Linked DNA regions of Homo sapiens: region 2 is linked to region 1. The links are chromatin loops, found by intact Hi-C in ENCODE. Cell type or tissue: HepG2. All regions are shown on one strand. Links, peaks and the distances in the headings refer to the core of each region. The heading gives the core; the rest is flanking DNA.

Region 1 (2,814 bases), core at 63-2,562:
TAATGTAAAGAAAAGGGCTGGGTGGGGACTGGGGCAAAATGGGGTTCAGCCATAGGTAATTGTTTCCATGTGGAAGTGTGAGCTTGGACAGGTGTTTTGATTTTTGAAGAGAAGCAGAAAATCCATAGCATTGATGTGAAATAATGATTTTTTTTAAATGTTGGTAAATAATTTCAATTTTTTAATTTTTTTGAGATGGAGTCTTGCTCTGTCACCAGGCTGGAGTGCAGTGGTGCAATCTCGGCTCACTGCGACCTCCGCCTCCCAGGTTCAAGCGATTCCCCTGTCTCAGCCTCCGAGTAGCTGGGACTACAGGCCTGCGCCACCCCGCCCGGCTAATTTTTTTTTTTTTTTAATTTTAGTAGAGACAGGGTTTCACCACGTTGGCCAGGATGGTCTTGATCTCCTGATCCAGTGATCTGCCCTCCTCGGCCTCCCAAAGTGCTGGGATTACAGGCGTGAGCCACCGCACCCGGCAATAATTTCAAAAATTTTAAATACTTTTCTTAGTAGACAAAACATGTCTGCTGGGCCACCAGCTTGCCAGCTGTGAATTTAAAACTTAATCATTGGGCTGCAATCAGAATTACTGAGACAAACAATAAAGTTGCTGATGCATGAATAAATGATGCATGGATATTTAACTAAATTAACAACTGATGCATAAATAGTAAATCAAAGAATTTTAGAATGAGAAGGGACATTAGAATCACCTTGGAACACCTTTCTCTATGATACAGATGAAAAATCTCAGGTCCACAAAAATTAAATTCTCGGGCTTAAACTCAGATGCACAAATTAAATAACATGGACTTGAATCCAAGTGTTTTGATGCTTGGCTTTTCCCACATCTCCAAGCAACTGTGGGGTGTGTGTATGTGTGTGTGTGTGCGTGTGTGTGTGTGCATATTGTGCTATAATAAAAGTGTAAATGGAATGACACATGGTGGTCAATGCTAGTACAATTCAAATTTTACTGTGCGTGCGAATCAATTGGGGATCTTGTAAAAAATGAAAGTTTTGATTCAGTAGGGCTGGAATGGGGTCCAGGTCTTTTCAGTTCTTAAAATGTCCCAGGTAATGCTGATCCCAGTACCAAATTTTGTTAGTAAGGACCTACCTTATTGACAATTGTCCTGGATGCCTGGGCTGGACTAAATGTCCAAGAGCAGAATATGTTCTTTGCTCTTTTCTGTGTCAGTCAACACTCTAATATTGTATTTCTCTCATTCTGAATCCTTGATAAGTAAAATATATTAAATTAAATGCTAAATTCACTCAACAGGAAAAGTAGATGAGCAAATGACTGGAAACAAGGGGTAGTAAGCTATATGAATCAAAAATCTCCGTGATGCAAAGCATATGAGTCCTCTCATGTCTTGTTTTATAGATAAGTATTAGTTCTGGTTAGTTCTTGGGGACCTCTCAAATCATTTTGTAACTAATAGTAACAAAAAAATGACATTCTTGACAATAAAGGAGAAAAAGGTATTTCAGAATGTAACAGCAAACATTCCACAAGATGGCAGTAAACTCTTATGCTTTACATTATCCTTAACTTTAACCTTTTACAGAATATATATTTCATCAGTGGAAATTTTTCGGACTGAGAATTACACATTGTTTTTTGAAAAGACAAAACAATACTTAATAAAACTTATATTTTTCACAGTCCCCAAACTAATGACTATATATCTACACTTTCTTCTTCATATGAGTATGACACAGTCATGCCATTCTTTTAACTTGTACTTAGTTTCAGGTTCTCATTTAAGACTGAGTGGAATATACTTTGGTGAAATATTGTAAATGTTATGAAAAAATAGGTAGATGATTAAGAGATTTTAAAAATAAAAATAAATAAAAAAATGACCAAAAGTAAGAGCTGGAAAATGTGTTAAAAACCTTGAATATAATAATAATCTATTTTTCCATAAATTTCACAATATTTCAACAAAAATGTGTTTTTTATCAACCTAAAAATACTGGTAATTACGGTTTAATACCCATTGCATTATAAGACTGTAAACATTAAAGAAATCACACTCTTAAGACTTGTCTGTAAGCTCTGTATTCTCTCTAAACCAGTCTCAGGAGATTACAGAAGCATGAATTAAGAAAAAGAAAATACAACAATTAAGGGTTTTCTAACAAGCTGTTCTCATGTGAATAAGAAGAAATGGGTAATCTACTGACCTAAAGATGGTGATATACATATGTACAGATACCCTCCTTTATACTGCAGTGATAATGGCAAAATTGGGTAGTACCCTCTTTCATCATCAAACCTGTGTGTGACCTAAAACCACTCATTTAATGACTTTGGGATTCAGTTCCTTCTAGTATAAAATAAAGTATATAGATTAGTTGATGTCGTTTCCAGCTCTGTAACATTCCAGGTTTCTCAGGAGAAAACATAGTTAAGTAAGATAAGTGTAAACTTTGAGAAGGACCATGGTGTGTAGAGGTTACTGGGGCCTTTAGGGTGTGGCAACACCGTATCTTTTTTCTTTATGTATTCTAGGTTGCTCGTAGAGAGAATCCTGGAACCGTATTTGTTTTAATATAACCCAGAAAGAGACTGGCAAGGTAGAGTGCTGCATCAGCACTGAGGGGTGTGTGGCTGTTTTCTGTATTCTTGAAATAACCGTATTATGAATCTCTTTTCTTCACGCATAAGTTTCATTTCATTAGGCCCTTAAAATAGTCAAGGGAAGAGTTGACAAGTAGTAAATGATTTGTGTTTAGCAGAGAGTGCTTTTATATATTAGAGGGCACCAGGAACATAAGAGAGCTGTGTCAATTGTAGGGGTG
Region 2 (2,814 bases), core at 128-2,627, 1.0 Mb after region 1:
GTTTGTTTATTTATTTATTTATTTATTTATTTATTTTTGAGATAGAGTCTCACTCTGTCACCCAGGCTGGAGTGCAGTAGCACAATCTCCGCTCACTGCAACCTCCACCTCCCAGGTTCAAGTGATTCTCCTGCCTCAGCCTCCCGAGTAGCTGGGATTACAGGCACCTGCCACCACGCCTACCTCATTTTTGTACTTTGCATGTTGGCCAGCTGGTCTCAAATTCCTGACCTCAAGTGATCCGACCACCTCATCCCCTCAAAGTGCTGGCATTACAGGCGTGAGCCCCCATGCCCAGCCTAAACAGTACCTTCTTATTTTAATATTCCTTCTTTGTATTTTCTCCTATTGTTCCTATCCATCCAACCCACCACCTTAAATTTTCTCCATCTCACTGGACTGTCTCAAGAAATTTTCAGTTTTAAAGAAATGTAACGTAAGAAATCTGTATTATCCTTCTATTGTTGCCGTAACAAGTAACAACGAACTTAGTAGCTTAAATGCAACAAATCTATTTTCTTAGTTATCTGTGGGTGAGAAATCCAACATGGATCTCACTGGGCTAAAATCAAGGAATCAGCAGGGCTGTTTCTTTTTGGAGAAAAGAATTTTAAGCAAAATTTTTATCTTTGTTAAGTTTGGGTTGTTGGAAGAATTCAGTTCACTTCTTTACTGTCTACAAGCCAAGTCTGTCCCTAGCTTCTAGAGACATCTGCATTCTTTGGCTTGTCACTCTTTTCTTCATCTTCAAGGCCAGCAACCATGGGAAGAGTACCTCCACTCTTCAAATCTTTTCTTTCATCTCACGTCTCTGATTAGCTGGAGTAAGTTCTCTGCTTTTGAGGGTTCTTATGATTTAATTGGGCCTATCGGGATAATTTAGAAAAATCTTCCTGTCTCAGGGTCTGTAACCTTAACCATACTTGCAAAGTCCTTTTGCTATTTACAGTAACACACTCAGAAATTCTGAGGGTTAGGGCATGGACATATTTGGAGAGCCATTATTCTACCTATTATGGGCAGGCAGTGAGATATTGGTGCTTCTTTTTTCTTAGCAGTTAAATGATGGGACTGATTAAGAAAACATTGCATTTCAGTTCAAACTTGCTGCTTTTATAAAATGAAGCTGGTGATAACCTATCTTCCACTGACATTTACGTTTTTTGTTCCTCTTCCTTTAAATGCCTACTCTCAGCCTTTTCAATATGCCAACAAATTAATCTGATAAAACACGTTCACACGTGCATCTTTGTAAAATAAACTAAGAACATCATTTTCCAAAGAAGTTGGTTATTTGTATTTCTTATTTAAATAGTCCTAATTTCATCATCCCATATGTTAATGATTCACTGGATAGTCTCATGTTTAGCATCAGGAGAGGGCTTCCTCAAGTCCAGGCCCTATAACTGACAGATGTCGGAAGCATCCCAATATGTGGAATCATTATTGTTGATTATGAGGAGGATGCTGTCATGTGCCATCAACACCTCTTATCAGAAATGAAGGATTTATATCCGTAACTGCTAGAAATGCTGCTGGAAGACTGCCCTCTGCTGTCAGCCCTCCCTAGGGATTGCCTACCTACCACACTCAAGATGAAAAATTCTTTGGGACAAGTAACATCTAGTCATTGGTCAATTTGAGGTATAGAAGTAAAGCCCCCTTTCCCTAACTCAGGACAACTCTGAAGTCCACTTCAAGCTCCAGAGTTCCTTAGGATGTCAGCTAAGGTCTTTTGGGAGCTACACCATGGCTCTGTTTCTCCCTCTTCTCAATCCTGGTTTCATCCTCTCTCTTCCACAAATGTTGATCCCAAGTGTGTTTCCTTAGGAACTTCCTACATGCTTCCTAAAGCCTAGAGCTTCATTAGCACAAAAGAAGGTTATAGTGATGACTACTGCTATGCATAGAAATTTATGCAAATTAAGGTTACTTCAAGTATTAAAAAATGATGACAATGATGATGGTGATTTTTAGAAAATACGTGGAACTGCAAATCTAATGTTACATAATATATATTTGTAAAATAAAGCAATCTCATGTTTGTGATAAGATATAAGGCATAAACAATGGAATAATTTGTCACAAAAATTTGTTCCATCATTCCTCTCCATAACCTAATGGAACTATGTCGGTGTCTTTTTTTATTAAAATACTCCTTAATGCTTAGTTCAATTGTTAAGGGCCACTTTATAGACAGAAGTCCATTAATTTCCTATTGGTATAAGCTAATATTTAGGAATATATTGGTCAAATATATTTTGACCAGTTTTCTTGGATAATGTAAAAATAAGGTAGGCATTCAACAGAACTAATGCCGGGCTTTTATCCTGCATGAAAGTTTATAAAATTTATCTACTTTTCAACAGAGACATGTTAGCATTCAAATCATGTATCTACAGACATGTATGCTGAGTACAGCATATGGTATTATCATTAAGAAAGAGATATGGAATCCAAGCACTTTGGGAAGCTGAAGCAGGAGGATCACTTGAAGCCAGAACTTCAAGACAAGCTGAGGCAGCAGTGAGACCCCCACCTCTACAAAAATACTTAAATATTAGCAAGGTGTGGTGGTGCACCTGTAGTCGCAGCTACTCAGGAGGGTGAAGGGGGAGGATCTTTTGATCCCAGGAATTGAAGACTGCAGTGAGCTATGATCACTGAAAGAAAGAAAAAGGAAAGGAAAGAAAGCAAGAAGGGAAGAAGGAAGGAAGGAAGGAAGGAAGGAAGGAAGGAAGGAAGGAAGGAAGGAAAGAAGGAAGGAAGGAAGGGAGGGAGGGAGAGAGGGAAAAAAGGAAGAAAGGAAAGAAA

What was found. Peaks named below come from ENCODE experiments on the same cell type or tissue, not always from the same donor. Only the 100,000 strongest peaks of a DNase experiment are listed, where the experiment ranks them.
Region 2: a loop joins it to region 1, with 12 times the contacts of the local background. A loop is called at or near these places in 3 of 110 quality-filtered maps.

Annotation. Positions count from the first base shown.
Region 1 is chr2:138,921,641-138,924,454 of GRCh38, forward strand. The region is part of intron 2 of LOC105373640 (a long non-coding RNA gene); the gene reads left to right. Among named protein-coding and RNA genes, the nearest start is that of NXPH2, 140 kb to the left of the region's middle. In HepG2, for the core only: a CTCF peak has its summit at 1,519 (motif pointing right); a DNase peak (open chromatin) is centred at 1,521.
Region 2 is chr2:139,945,355-139,948,168 of GRCh38, forward strand. No RefSeq gene overlaps it. Among named protein-coding and RNA genes, the nearest start is that of LINC01853, 170 kb to the right of the region's middle. In HepG2, for the core only: a CTCF peak has its summit at 1,548 (motif pointing left); no DNase peak of the experiment used is centred there.